3 separate regions of the Homo sapiens genome follow, and all the other regions are linked to region 1. Evidence: chromatin contacts called from ENCODE Hi-C or POLR2A ChIA-PET data. All regions are on one chromosome and are shown on one strand. The core of a region is the stretch at or near the end of the contact, and the rest is flanking DNA. Distances in the headings are between cores, read along the strand shown.

What was found. Hi-C counts contacts between places; a loop is a spot of excess contacts on that map. ChIA-PET counts read pairs that join two places held with the same protein, here RNA polymerase II (POLR2A). Pooled maps may share reads with other maps.
Region 2: a pooled map of ovary shows a loop between it and region 1 (4-fold over the local background). The contact joins the promoter of PGLYRP4 here to the enhancer-like site in region 1. A Hi-C loop is called at or near these places in 10 of 50 pooled maps. POLR2A ChIA-PET finds 5 or more read pairs at or near these places in 2 of 52 experiments (CD4-positive, alpha-beta T cell and WTC11).
Region 3: a map of aorta shows a loop between it and region 1 (6-fold over the local background). The contact joins two enhancer-like sites. A Hi-C loop is called at or near these places in 1 of 168 maps with a recorded cell type or tissue (aorta) and 4 of 50 pooled maps. POLR2A ChIA-PET finds 5 or more read pairs at or near these places in 1 of 52 experiments (WTC11).

Annotation. Positions count from the first base shown.
Region 1 is chr1:153,999,051-154,004,124 of GRCh38, reverse strand. It overlaps NUP210L (nucleoporin 210 like), which reads left to right. Exons shown (of 40, transcript NM_207308.3): 36 at 2,140-2,390; 37 at 3,065-3,269. Among named protein-coding and RNA genes, the nearest start is that of RPS27, 11 kb to the right of the region's middle. Within about 2 kb of position 2,369, at least 2 of the 41 ENCODE cell types and tissues checked have a DNase peak (open chromatin) inside an H3K27ac peak, as active enhancers do.
Region 2 is chr1:153,345,776-153,350,849 of GRCh38, reverse strand. It overlaps PGLYRP4 (peptidoglycan recognition protein 4), which reads left to right and starts at 2,009. Exons shown (of 9, transcript NM_020393.4): 1 at 2,009-2,322; 2 at 2,872-2,966; 3 at 4,659-4,748. The coding sequence starts at 2,918.
Region 3 is chr1:153,362,456-153,367,529 of GRCh38, reverse strand. No RefSeq gene overlaps it. Among named protein-coding and RNA genes, the nearest start is that of S100A9, 7.1 kb to the right of the region's middle. Within about 2 kb of position 2,134, at least 4 of the 41 ENCODE cell types and tissues checked have a DNase peak (open chromatin) inside an H3K27ac peak, as active enhancers do.

The DNA.
Region 1 (5,074 bases), core at 1,120-3,619:
TGCACTCCAGCCTGGGCAACAGAGTGAGACTCCATCTCAAAAAAAAAAACAAAAAACAGGCAAGGATACCTGTGAAGGGGCAATAATGCAAGCATGAATTGATAAGGGTCTAGACCAGACTAATGGGTCTGGACCAGACTAGTAAGGGTCTAGCCCAGACTAATTATCCATAATTATCCAATTGCAATAATCCAAGCATGCATTGATAAGGGTCTAGACCAGACTAATAGAGAAATACTAAGAAGGGGCAGATGTCAGAGACATTTCAGAGAAGGAGTAAGCAAGATTTGGAAATGATTGGATATAGGGATGAAGGAAAGGATGTAAAGACAACTAAGGCCAGGTGCAGTGGCTCATGCCTATAATCCCAATGTTTTAGGAGGCTGAAGTGGGAGGATCACTTGAGCCCAGGAGTTTGAAACCAGCCTGGGCAACATAGCAAGACCTTGTCTCTCAAAAAATAAAATAGCCAGGCATGGTGGCGCGCACCTGTAGCCCTAGCTCTGAGGCAGGAAGATTGCTTGAGCCCAAGAATTCAAGGTTTCAGTGAGTTGTGATTGTGCCACTGCAGTCCGGCCTGGGCAAGAGCAAGACTCTGTCTCTACAAAAATAATAAATAGTCCAGGCATGGTGGCTCACGCCTGTAATCCCAGCACTTTGGGAGGCTGAGGTGGGAGGATCACGAGGTCAGGAGATCGAGACCATCCTGGCTAACAAGGTAAAACCTCGTCTCTACTAAAAATACAAAAATTAGCCGGATGTGGTGGCAGGCGCCTGTAGTCCCAGCTACTTGGGAGGCTGAGGCAGGAGAATGGCGTGAACCTGGGAGGCAGAGCTTGCAGTGAGCTGAGATTGCGCCACTGCACTCTAGCCTGGGCAACAGGGCGAGACTCTGTCTCAAAAATATATATAAAATAATAATAATAGCAATAAATAAAAATTAAAAATTAGCCAGGCATGGTGGCACATGCCTGGAGTCCTAGCTGCCTGGGAGGCTGAGGTGGGAGGATTACTTGAGCCCAGGAGTTTAAGGCTGCAGTGAGGTAGAATTGCACCACTGCACTCCAGCCTGGGCAACAGTGTGAAATTCTGTCTCTTTAAAAAAAAAAAAAAAAGACAGCTAAGGATTAATCATGGGTAACTGGAAAAACAGTTCCTACCATTGATAAAAATAATGACACCAAGAGGTGGTCTGATACATAAGTTATTAATGATGCTCAAAGCTTGTCTGTCTTTCACAAACCCTTTCCTGAGTTCACCAGCACTGACTACTTCATTCTATATCCCCAGCTCTTAATTGCCCTGCTTGTGTTATATCATTTAATATTCCCTGACATGTTGAATAAGAATGGTATTCTTAGCCAGGGAGCAGTTTCTCACGCCTGTAAACCCAGCACTTTGGGAGGCCAAGGCAGGAGGATCGCTTGAGCCCAGGAGTTTGAGACCAGCCTGGGCAACATAATGAAGTCCCTTCTCTATAAAAAATATAATTTTTTTTTTTGAGACGGAGTCTTGCTCTGTCCCCAAGCTGGAATGCAGTGGTGTGATCTCAGCTCACTGCAACGTCCATCTCAAGCAATTTCCCTGCCTCAGTCTCCCAAGTAGCTGGGATTACAGGTACCCACCATCACACCCGGCTAATCCTCGTATTTTTAGTAGAGATGGGGGTTTCACCATGTTGGCCAGGCTGGTCTCGAACTCTTGACCTTGTGATCCACCCACCTCAGCTAAAAAATACAAAAATTAGCCAGGCACAGTGGCTCATGCCTGTAATCCCAGCTACTCGGGAGGCTGAGGTGGGAGGATCGCCAGAGCCTGGGAGGTCGGGCTGCAGAATGCCATGATCACGCCACTGTGCTCTAGCCTGCACGACACAGTGAGACCCTGTCTCCAAAAAAAAGAAAGAATGGTATTCTCAGAAAACAAGTTTAGTTGTGGTTTCTCTAGGAGTATTTTTCTTTTTATTTGGCATCCTCCTCGTAGTGGCCAATATTGTGCTGATATTGAATACTCAAAACTAAATTCACATTTTCTCTTTTGCTGAATTTGCATGTCACAATTTTCCCTTCCTATCCTAATTCAGTTGGCTCAATAGAGCCTCTGAACCTTCCTGCTCAGTTTTTCCTCTTTTTTTTCCAGGGGTTTATGTCTGCATAATCAAGGTTCGACCGCAGTCAGAGGAGCTGCTACAGGCCCTCAGTGTGGCTGACACCTCAGTCTATGGGTGGGCTACACTGGTCAGTGAACGTAGCAAGAATGGAATGCAACGAATCCTCATTCCTTTCATCCCAGCCTTTTATATTAACCAGTCAGAATTGGTTCTTAGCCACAAACAAGATATCGGGGAGATAAGAGTACTGGGAGTGGACAGAGTTCTTAGGAAGCTAGAGGTATGTTAAGAACTGAACCAAAACAGAACAAGAGATCAGGAATTTGAAAAGATAGTTTTCATTCTCACTTCAAGGGCAAAAGAAGTTACTGAGTGACCTAATAAAAATTACCATAGGAAATGACAAAATCAAATGAAGAAAACCCATCTCCTTCATAATGCCAGGCAGGCTCCCAGAGTCCAAAATCTAGGTCATAAGCTTTGTCAACATACCTAAAGGAGTAAAAAAAGTAAATGATTGGCCGAGCGCGGTGGCTCATGCCTGTAATCCCAGCACTTTGGGAGGCCAAAGTGGGTGGATCACAAGGTCAACAGATCAAGACCATCCTGGCCAACATGGTGAAACCTCTTCTCTACTAAAAGTACAAAAATTAGCTGGACGTGGTGGCGGACACCTGTAGTCCCAGCTACTCGGGAGGCTGAGGCAGGAAAATTGCTTGAACCCGGGAGGCAGAGGTTGCAGGGAGCTGAGATCGCGCCACTGCACTCCAGCCTGGGTGACAGAGCGAGACTCCCTCTCAACAACAACAAAAAAGTAAATGATTTGATTGTCGGCTAGCTAGCTAGAAATCCAGATCTTGACAATTATTGTACTGTATATGTTTCAGATTGGAACATACTGATACAAAGTTGATTTTTCTTCTTTTAAATAAAAGGTTTTATCTTTTCTCCAAGGTCATCTCCAGCTCCCCAGTTCTAGTGGTCGCTGGCCATAGCCACTCTCCCCTCACTCCTGGCCTGGCCATTTACTCTGTAAGAGTGGTCAACTTCACTTCCTTCCAGCAAATGGCATCACCTGTTTTCATCAATATTTCCTGTGTACTCACCAGTCAAAGTGAGGCAGTGGTAGTGAGGGCTATGAAAGATAAGTTGGGTGCAGGTAAGCATCAGAGATTCCTATTTATAATCTAGAGAGGAAAAGAAGAAAGAATGTATTACATTAGTACCCCCCATCTGCAGTTTTGCTTTCCGCATTTCACTTAACTGTCAACCACGGTCCAAAAATAAATGAAAAACTCCTGAAATAAACAGTTTAAATTGTGCACTGTTCCAAATAGCATGAGGAAATCTCACACTGTCCTGCTCTGGTCCCCAACCATGAATCATCTCTTTGTCCAGCATGTTCACACCGTATACACTATCAGCCCTTTAGTCACTTAGTAGCAGTCTCTGCTATCAAATCAACTGGTATCAAGGTATCACAGTGCAGTGCTTGTTTCAAGTAACCCTTATTTTACTTAATAATGGCTCCAAAGCACAAGAGTGGTGATGCCTGCAATTCGGGTATGCCAAAAAGAAGCTGGAAAGTGCTTCCTTTAAGTGAAAAAGTGGAAGTTCTCAACTCAGTAAGGAAAACATAGTACGTAGAGGGTTCAATATTATCTGTGGCATCCACTGAGGGTCTTGGAACATATTCCCCACAGATATGGGGGGACAGATGTTATCACAGTTTAGTTAATGGGAAACATTCAGCCACTTGACCAAGATTACTCAAACTAGTTGAGGCATGAATCTTCCAAACCTACCCAAAATACAACCTTTAGGTAGCTTTCTTAACACTACCTAAATTTTATATTTAACTTATATATTTAAGAATAGTTGTCAGCCAGGCATGATGGCCCATGCCTTGTAATTCCAGCACTTTGGGAGGCCGAGGTGGGCAGATCCCTTGAGCTCAGGAGTTCAAGACCAGCCTGGGGAACAAGGCAAAACTCTGTATCAACAAAAAAGTACAAAAAAAAAATTACCTGGGCATGGTGGCATGGACCTGTGGTCCCAGCTACTCGGGAGGCTGAGGCAGGAGGATTGCTTGAGACCAGGAGTTCAAGGCTGCAGTGAACTGTGATTGTGCCACTGCACTCCAGCCTGGTGACAGAGCAAGACCCTGTCTCAAAAAAAAAAAAAGGAAAAAGAATAGTTGTCAGTTTAACACGAGTTTGCCAGCTTTGTAAGTATACTATTTGCCCTATTTTAAACCTTTTTTTTTTTTTTTTTTTTTTTGAGAGAGTCTTGCTCTGTCACCCAGGCTGGAGTGCAATGTCGTGATCTCGGCTCACTGCAACCTCCACCTCCCAAGTTCAAGCGATTCTCCCGCCTCAGACTCCTGAGTAGCTGGGATTACAGGCACACACCACCATGCCCTGCTAATTTTTGTATTTTTGTAGAAATGGGGTTTCACCATGTTGGCCAGGCTGGTCTGGAACTCCTGACCTCAGGTGATCCACCCGCCTTGGCCTCCCAAAGTGCTGGGATTACAGGCATGAGCCACCGCACCCGGCCAATCTTATTGATAAATGTTTTGTTGTCTTCAAAAGTATTTAAATCTTTTTGCATCAGGCAATGGGCCAATGTTAACCCTAGAACCAAGACTTAGCTTTCCCAAATCCTGATTCCAGGCATTACCTAGTTTAGAAATAATGCCACATTGGATAGGATGGGAATAGTTACGAAAAGGTGTTAGAAAAGCTAGAGAACCATCAGTCTCCTTATATTGTATTTGTCACGCCCACTTCCCCACCCCTCAAGGGAAGCTACTTAATTACTGGGAACTATCTAAGCTAAATTATAGTGTATCTCCTAATGGGAAATAGGTTTTTGCTGATGTTTACGTGAGCATCTGGTTTGTATTGATCATTATCCTAAGCACATTTATATGCTTTTGGTTTAATTCTCATAACTCTAGGA
Region 2 (5,074 bases), core at 760-3,259, 650 kb after region 1:
TTTGAGAACCACTGCCTTAGGTACTTGAAGGTATGCATTATTTGAGGCAGGTCGGTGTGCTGGCTTGCTTTTCCTTTCCATTTCTTCTTTTGACACCTTTTAAAAGAGTGTCCTGTTTAAGTCTTTCTTTCTTTCTCTCTTTCTTTCTTTCTTTTTTCTTTCTTTCTTTCTTTCTTTCTTTCTCTCTTTCTTTCTTTCTTTTTTCTTTCTTTCTTTCCTTTCTTTCTTTCTTTCTCTCTCTCTCCCTCTCTCTCTCTCCCTCCCTCCCTCCCTCCCTTCCTTCCTTCTTTATCTGACAAATGCTTATTGAGTTTCTAACATGTGTCAGCATTATGCCAGACACTAAGCTAAACCCTGAGACTACAGAATAAAGTAAATTCCCACTTCTGTGAAATTCACAGCTGGAGGGAGGCTTAAGACAGAGGACAAAAAAATGTAAATATAAATAATGATAGTATTAAAGGCAGGTAAAGAGATAGACTTGGGAACTGCTCTTGAGGAGATTATAATTACAATTCATTCAGGTGCTAGAATGGAGAAGAGAGACTCTGAGCCTCTACCAGTCCCAACTAGTCACGGAGCCCTTTCCAAAGATGCCAGGCTGAAGTGGAGCCTCTGGGCGCAGGTGGGGAGCGAGGCTGGGCACTTGGGAAGGGTCTTGAGATGGTGGGAGGTGGGGCAGAGAGCACTGGGAGCCTGCTCTGGCAGCGTGGAGTGAGATGGGGCTGGGGGCCAGATAATTTAGGACTTAGGAGGTCCTCTCGGGATTCTGAGTTCACAGAATCAGAGAGGGACAACCCACACTGCTCTCTTCCTCCCTCCCGATGCCCTCGTCCCGGACAGCCCTCAGTCTGTTAGTCCTCAAGAATCTGTTGGTCTCTGGATGGGGCAGAGAATCTGTTGGTCCCCTTTGGCAGCCACCACCCAATCTCTTCTTGGGCTTCCCCTCCCCAAGCCGCTCCAAAAAGGGGAACCGAGTCTCCTCAAGTCCTTGGTGCCCCGGATGCAAGCCCAGAAACCTTCTCATTTTGAGAACTGTTCTACTTATTTAGGATGGGCGGCCAGCAAAAGGCATGGAGAAACAGCATGTTGCCAGGCTGGGGAAACTACCAGGGTCCCTACAGTGCTGGTCCCAGGCTGCAGTTCTTGGTCTCCTTCATCTCTGTCTCTGGCTCTGCCCCACATTCACCCTCACCCCAGGACAGAGCTCAGCAGCCCCTGCTCATCACACAGCTCCAGCCTGGGTCTGGGTGCATGACTGGGATGAATGCCAGGTAGACCTGGCGCATGCTCAATGGGCCCCATCCAGAGAGCGCTCCTGGGGAGCCCAGTCTGAGAGTGGGACTGCAGCTCACTGAGAGCAACTGTTCTGGATTCAGGGCACTTCCTAAGTGTCTAGGGAGGCTGCCCCACCCTCCGGGACATGAGAGGCTCTGCAGGTCCCCGTGGAGACTGCATCCTACTGCGTTCTTGGAAAGTGTCATGCAGAGTTTCCTCTGTGAAGACTCAAGGGCTGTAAGTCCAGGTTGCAGAATGTGGAATGAGATTAGGTGACAACTGGAACATGGCGAGGAGCTGGAGATTCTTGGTTTGTGGGAGGCTTTCTGTGGTAGGTGGCAGCTTGATGCCGACGGTGGGGAGTGGCAGGCGGGAGGATGATGGGCAGACATGTAAGCTATTGGGGCAGAATTAGGCATCGTGAGCTGTTTCCTGAGATTGTACCTCCCAGTTTCTCTCTGTCCATCCTGACCCTGCTCATGACCCTGGTAAAAGGTGGTGTTGGTGAGTGACTTCAATCCACAGTCTTCAGGCTCCTGGAGCAGAACTTCACAGGCAGGAAGTTTCTAGATGTTGCAGACACAACCCTCAGGCCCTGCAGGCTTTCCCAGGTTGGGGCTGAGGACGAGCTCTCGGGAGTGTTGGGCAATCTTGCCCTTTCCCAGGGAGGAGCTACCTGGGCTTATTCACAGGGCGGGTCCCCAGGTGCTCTCAGCCTGAGTCTGGTCCCACTTGCATTTCTCCAGGTGCTGTGAAAGGAGCTGGCTCAGAGCCTTGCCCTCTGTCTTCCCTTCTCCCCATCTTTTGTTAGGGATCCTGGGCTCTCTTCTCTCTGGGAAGCTAGAGCCCGAGTGCTCCATTCCCAGGGAGGGAGTGCCCTCTAGGGCTAGGGAGAGTGAAGGCTGGAGGAGAAGGCGCCAGTTGGTGAAGAAGGGCAGGGCCTGGAGGCCAAGTCTGGAAGGGAAGGAGCTGCTGGCCAATCAGGGGCAAGCTGACTGCACCCTGACCTGCTGGGCTGGGACAGCACAGGACCCACAGATATCTGTGAGTTGAGTATGTGTTTCTTCTTCAGAAGCCCTCTTCCAGCAAAGGGACTGGAATCCACCAGAAAGAGTGTTAAGGATTGGATTTCCTCTGCCCTAGAACTAGGAACCCCTCCTACTCCTATATCTCCCTCATCTGGCATATTCCCAGCTGGGAAGGGATTCTCTGCATAAGACCCATCCATATGAGTCTGGATTTCTCGGTTGTACCATTCTTGGATCTTACTTCCTTTGTCTGTAAAAATGGGGGTTAACAGTCTTACATGACAGGATTAGTGTGAGGACTAATTAAATAAGACTGCATGTGCAAGTGTGTACACAGCCTTGCACGCCGTGGGCACGTGATGAAATTGAGTTCCTCGGGTAATAATAGGACAGGGATGCTGAGCACCTGCTGTATGCTGGGGGCCCTGAGAAGACTGAAGCAGGTGCTGGCCCTCAGGAGGCCACAGGATGGTAGAGGAGGCAGATGGCACCCACTGCAGTCAGGGTTTGGGATGCTCTGCAGATTGAGAATGGTCATGTTAACAACTGTCAGCGTCTCTCTCAGGCTGCCATCCACACTCTCCAGATTGGTGTCCTGGGACCACGTGGGGATGCTGCCGTGGCTTCTTGTCTTCTCTGCTCTGGGTATCCAGGCCTGGGGTAAGTTTTCTTTCCCTGGGCCAAAAAGCAACCGAGAAGGGTGATCCTAAAGTCTCATAATAGGAATTAAAAAATACCTACTGTCCATCTGAGCCTGAGGAGTTCAAGGCTGCAGTGAGCCGAGATCCCACCACTGCACTCCAGCCTGAGTGACAGAGGAAGAACTTGTCTCAAAAACAAACAAACAACAACAAAAAAAACTACTCTCTCTTGGCCAGGGGTGGTGGCTTATGCTTGTAATCCCAGCACTTTGGGAGGCCTAGGTGGGCAGATCACGAGGTTAAGAGATCGAGACCATCCTGGCCAACATGGTGAAACCACGTCTCTACTAAAAATACAAAAATTAGCTGGGTGTGGTGGCACATGCCTCTAGTTCCAGCTACTCAGGAGGGAGGCTGAGGTAGGAGAATTGCTTGAAGCCAGGAGATGGAGGTTGTAGTGAGATGAGATCGTGCCACTGCACTCCAACCTGGGTGACAGAGCGAGAACTTGTCTCAAAAAACAAACAAACCAACAAACAAACAAAAACAAACCCATTCTCTCTTGGCCGGGCGCAGTTGCTCACGCCTCTAATCCCAGCACTTTGGGAAGCCGAGGCATGCAGATAAGGAGGTCAAGAGATCGAGACCATCCTGGCCAACATGGTGAAACTCCATCTGGCGCGCTCCTGTAGTCCCAACTACTCGGGAGGGAGGCATGAGAGAACTGCTTGAACCCGGGAGGCAGAGGTTGTAGTGAGCCGAGATTGAGCCACTGCACTCCAGCCTGGTGACAGAGTGAGAGTCCGTCTCAAACAAACAAACAAACAAAAAACAAAACAAAACGAAAAAATCCCCCAAAACCTACTCTCTCTTAAGGAGAAAGAATAGATTGTACATAGAGCACAGAACTTGGAGCCTATAGACCTGGATTCAAGTCCTCGCTCTGCCTCTAGGAATGATTTTAAACAAGCAATTAAGCTCTATAAACCCTTATTTTCCCATCTGAAAATTGAGATAGTTATGACTTCCTAAACTCACTGTGAGGATTAAATGAGATAATGCACCTGAAGATATAGCAATACGTGGGCAGTAAAAGCAAATAAACAGGAGCAAGGATTACATTTGTGTTATTATGATGTCAATCAGAGTCCAGCCTATGGCTTGGGTTTGTGCTTGTCAATAAGAGAAAGCTCCTTGTGGGTAAGGGTCTCAATCAACACCCTGCCCATCCCCCATGGGCCTTCAGACAGGAGAATGGGCATAGCACACGTCCCTAAAATCAATCCCGGGGGAACTGGTCTGAGCCGTGCAGGTAATTCTAACCCCTTCTTCACACACGCTTCCCCATTGCTTCGGTAAAATGCACACAAGAGAGGACTTTGTGGTTTTGAAGTGTCTGAATACATTTCTAGTTTTTTTTTTTTCCCCGCCAATTGTGTGTGTAGATACAGCTCATGAGAAAAGGATAACATTTCCAACTCCTTGCCTATCCCAGGGGATTTCCCAGAGTTGGCATGGAAGGAAGTTATGCCACCTGCTGCTATTAGAGGTGGCCCTCTGGTCAGCCCAGAGAGATTTCTTAGAGGAGGCTCTGGGATTTGAGGAGGCAGAGGGGCAGTGGAGAGGGGATGGCTGTTTCTGTTCAGAGCTGGTGCCACCATGATGGCTGGTATTGGTGCTCTCTGATGCAAAATGGGATATTCCTTTGCAGGTGATTCCTCCTGGAACAAAACACAAGCTAAACAGGTATCAGAGGGGCTCCAGTACCTATTTGAGAACATCTCCCAGCTCACTGAAAAAGGTAAACTGGATCTGGATAGTAAGGGGGTTTTGGGACGAGCTGGGGTTTTTCATGTGATCGGAAATGTTTCTGAGGTCTGCAAAGCCACATGTGACTGGGAGGGGGAAAATGGGGTTGAAGTGCAGAGAGCAGTACCAGTAAACCACCTGCATTAATTACCCAGGTCCTTGGGATGGAAGGCTGGTGCTGGAGGGCTAGAAACCCAGGAAGAGGGGAAACAGCCTCTGCAGACAGGGACTCCCTGTGGAGGGAGACCCAAACCTTGCCCTCAGGAAGTCCTCAGACTGAGGGGGAGACATAGCCCCTGCTGGGGGGAGAAGATGCAG
Region 3 (5,074 bases), core at 885-3,384, 640 kb after region 1:
CTGTGCATCAGGCTCTTGGAGCTCAGGAGAAGGATCTGGGCTCAACAAAATGACTATCAGAAGCCCCTGATGTGAGAATGGCTAGGTCTCATCATTTTGACTTGGCCAACACAAGAAGCCTTTCAAGTTTTAAGATAAAGCAAACTAAAAATCTGGAGGGCAAGAGCCCTTACTTCCTATGTTTCTCTGATTTCTTTTATTGCCTAACACAGCACTGGGCACATGGAAGTGCAATTCTTGCCCTCTGAAAACTCAGCTTGGGCATTAGTCCAAGCAAGCTTTCCTTCTCTCTCCTTCCCTCTACCCCTGCCCCCCGGCTCCCCTCTACCCCCTCCCCCACACCACAGCCAATAAGACGGCAAAAAGTGCCTTCTGTACTCTCTGGGCATCTTGTGCTTATCATCTGCCTTTGCTTGTCTTTTGCCCACAACATTGTATTATAGAGAAAATATCTGGTAATTGTGCCCCCACTGGACTGAGGGCTCTGTGAAGGCAGGGAATCTAGCACACTATTTGACATAAGACCAGGCTCATCAGCCTCCTAACTGGTCCTCATGCTTCTACTCTGGGGTTCTCCAGGCTACCCTCCACACAGCTGCCGAATATTCTCCTCCAGATACATCATATCACATCACCTGCCTGATTAAAACCCTCCAAAGGCTCTCCAATGTGTTTGGGGTGAAATCTTCGTTGAGATGGCTTCTTGTCATCCAGGCCTCATTTCCAGTGTTGCTTCCTTGCCTGGCTGCCGGCCCACAAAGCAGTCCTGTTAGCATGTCCCCTTTATTTTCTTTGTGCAACTCATCACCATCTAAAATGATCTGGGCTATCTATTTCTTGACTTGCCTCTTGTCTGACTCTCCCCTAGACGCAGTTTTGTTGACCCAGCACCTATAACAGTGCTCTGCATTTAGTTCTCACTCAATGAGTATTTGCAGACTGAATAGCTGATGAATGTTGGCTTCTTTGCATGGAGCTGTTTCCTACCAGAGGGAATGAACACCTGGAGTAGAATGCGAGGGCGATGCTTGAGGCAGTGCTGGGAGAGTGGGAGGGCCTGGCAGCAAATGAGCCACACCACAGCGGGTTTGGAGGCCTTGCCCCCGGGGGTGGGCTCCTCTCCCTGGACCCTGGTGATATTTGAAGGCAGCTGTCATGGCTCCCTTGCTTACCTTTTCCAGACTTGATTCCCCAAGACCTTCAACAATTTTCCCTTGTGATTGTCTCCTTTCATTATGAGGAGTAGACTCGAAACTGGGACATCTTGTGTTTTGAGGGAGCCATTTCTGGTTAGATATGACCCGTAGTTACTTCACAAAGGTTAGATATGACCCCTAGTTGCTTCCCTGAAAGCACTCAGCCACATAGAACTGCATTTTACCACAGAGGACAGGAGGGCAGAAGGCAGTAAGTGAGAAAAAGCTCAGGGAGAGGATGTAGAAAAGGTAAAGAGAGAAAGAGAGGGGGCAAATCAAGAGGGAAAAGGTTGGGGGAGAGGCAGGGGAGAGGAGGGAGGATCAGACTCCAAGTCAAGGCGGGGGATGCTGAAGGTGCGGGCTGCATGCTGGAATCCTGCTGCCCCTGCCGCCCCTGCTGGTGGCCACCCTCCTCTTCCTCTTCACCTCGGGTCTTGGCAACAAACCCCTTCCTCACTGTACAGTCTGCATGCAGCAATTTTGGGTACGTGGGCAAGAGTGGGAGAACTCATGCAGAAAAGGAAAGCCTAGATGTAGTTGTTTTGAGCCAGCACCAATAGCGGTGCTCTGTGTTTAGTTGGGACTCTGCATTCCGTGGGACACTCAGGATGGAGGCCAGCTGGCTGTCGCTCAGGGGCTCCCTTTCCCTGTCTCCTGTGTCTGGGAGTGGATCTCTGAAGACAGGGGTGATCTAATCATCCAGGGACTGATTGTCGTCTTAGGATAGAGAAACTGTTTCAGGTCAGAGCCCCAAGGGGCAATAGGACTTGAGAAACCAGTTGTTTCAGTCCTGCTGTCACTTTGGTAATTGGAGTGTCAAAATCCATGACACGGGGCTTTCTAAAATATATGTTTTAAGCAACTGCCGGAAGAGGGGGCAGTGCATTGGGGTTGGATTATGGAGCTTACTTCAGGGCAGGGCTGCATCAGGGTTGTGTAAGGTTGGCTCACCGGGCTGGTGAAAGCTGAGATCTTCCTTCCTGGAAAGGTCTTGGCAAACAGCATGAAATGATCTTATTTATCATGTTGCAGTCACACCTCTCCTAATTGAGGTGAAGCTTGGGGTAGTTTGAGGCTCTAGCTTTACTTTTTCTGAGAAGCACCGCTTGGACTCTTAAGTGCTCACCTGGGCTCTTGCAACAGACTCCCCACAGGCCATGTGCCTGGGGTCTCATTCCCACCCCAAACCCATCCCATAAAACACAGATAGAGAAACTTCTATGAAATGCAAATGTGATTATATCATTGCCCTCCCTGAAGCCTTCGGGGCTCTGCCCCTGTTCTGCTGAATGGAGTGTGAGTTCCTTGGCCTGGTACCTATCCTGTTCTCATCTGTCTCTCTTACCTCTCCCTGCCACGCCCCCAGTGCTCCTCATTCGCCCTCAAACCCCACGCCTGCCCATTTCCAGGCCTTTGCATACATGGTCTCCTGAAGCACCTTCATGTTTATCCCGGGATGTCTCCAGGTACCAGCCTTGATGTCACACTGATACTTACCCCTCCATGGAGATGGCCCCAGTGAAGGGCATCATTCCCACCTCAAAGTCCCACCGAGCTACATCCCACCGAAATCTTTTAGCTGGACCTCCCTGGCCTCTCATTTTCCACATCAGATTAATTTGAGGAGCTGTCTTGTCTCCCTGCAGGCCCGAGAACTCTTTGACAACATGGACAAGCTTTATTTATCATGAAGGCCCCTCAGCATTATACTGTGCCTGACACATAGTAAGTCTGCAGTTAATGTCTGTTGAGTGAATGAAGGGACATACAAGTGAGTGGACAAGTGAATTCATTTCTCCCCCAAGTTCTGGAGCCATCCCACCACCACCCAGGCCCCAGACCACATTCAGAGCACTGTGAAGTGTCTGGGAAGAGTTTAGCAGCTTAGACTACTTCTGATCCTTCCTCATTCCTCCCAGGAAGGCATCTAGCAGTTCAGGTTCCACTGCTAACACCAGCCTGGAGGGCAACTCATTGTTGCAGGAATTGTTGGATAGTCATCTGAAGACAGGTTGTCTCTGATTCTTTAGTCACCATGGTGCTGGGAAAGTCCCCAAAGGTCATGTTTCCCCAAAGGACTCATTAATCACAGAGATAGCTACTGATTTCCACTTGGAGTGGGAATCTTAACCTTGACATGGACATGGACATGCTTGCTCTCTCTATCTGAGAAAAGAAGCCCACTCTGCTCTACTCAGCAGAATGAGGTTTTTTTTTTTTTTTTTTTTTTTGAAATGAAAGAGGCTAATGGGAATGAAGAGGTTAAGTCACCTTGATGAGTTCTGTTCAACTACGTTTAAAGAAAATTCCGCAGGGTGCAAGTGGCTTGTTGTCAGACCTTCCCCCAGGGTCTGAAACAATTGCCTACATGCAGACTGAGTTACTAGAGACAAGGTAAATGGAAGAATCCTTGTTACCTGAGGAGGTCTCTGGGTCATCCTGCCACTCAGCTGCTCTGCTCTCTGCCAGCCCCAGGTCTCCAGACAGCTGGCACCCCCAACCCCAGTTCCTGAGAGCCACTCCTACCTCACACCCACATTCGAGCAAAGCACCCATTTCTGCTCTAGAACCATCCTATCTTCACTTTGTGGATGAACAAGTGGATGGTCCATGCTGGGATCTTGAATGTGGGGGAAAATCAGCTATAGTCCCTGCTTTCAGGGGTTCATAGTCTTGGCAAATGAGTATTTGCCATTCAGTATTTGAAGTGCAATGGTGGAATTGTCAGAGTTCTGTGGGCCTGGAGGAGGAAGTCCCTATCTTCTTGAGAAGGGTGGATGGTGAGGAAGCAGTAACACTTGTTCCAAGGCTTGATGGATCCTAAGGGACTTACAAGAGACACCAGGATGGAGCACAGCATTTTTGGTGCAAAGGTGAAGAGGCTGGAGAAAGCCTGGATGTAATTTAGGGAAGGCGTTTTGAAGAAGTGGAGGAATAAACATGTGGATGGGAGGATGGATGATAAGGGGTTAGATTTGTTCTGTGTCCTCAAAGGGGAGGAAAAGTAGGACTAATGCTGGGTGGGCATGAGGAGATGGATTTCAGCTCAGTATAATGAGGGACATTCCAAGTGTCACTCCCAAAGGGGGAAACTCTCCTTTCCTGGAGGAATTCAGGCAGGGTTGGTTCAGTCACTTGGCAGGGATGTTGGCAAGAATCACTCTAGAGTGTGGGTGGGGCAGATTGGATTAAGTCCATAGTTTTCACACTTTTTTCAAGACAAATCTCTTCCTTCAAATCAAATTGGTCTGATTGAACAGGGGGTGGAGGGGCCCTCCGATTCCATCAACTTGCTGCTCCTTACCTTCAGGTTTGAGATTCTGTAATGCTAATGCAGAAGCCTTCCATTTGCAGGTTTTGATCTCCTCTTGCTTTTTTTTCTCCACATCATCCCTTGAGAAGAGAGCATAGAACACGTGAGAAACCTAGGCCATTATACAGGCAATATTTGCTGAGAACCTTCTATGTAGCAGCCACTACTCTAGGTGCTGAGAATAAATCAGAAAAAAAAAACAGATGGACTTTGCTCTCTTGGAGTTATCAGTCTGGAGGGGTAGGCAGAGTCATAAACATATTTAGGCACATTGTGATAAGTAGTGGTGGGCAGAGGGCCTAGGGGGAGCACTTACCACCCTACTGGAAGCATCTGGTCTAAGGCCCTCCAATCCCCAGGATGCTTCTCTCTCCTCATTACCAAGCTGTGTTCAGAAGGGAGTGAAGACAGTGACTCCTCCCTGGATGTGAGCATGGGAGCAGAAGGGCTGTCAGAAAATGAGTGTCCCCAGCTGTCAGGTCTCCAAGTCAGGCACAGAAGGGACTGAGGAGGGCTTCTAGACTCTGCTGCCTAAGCTCTCAGCCTGAGACAGTTCCTGGAAACA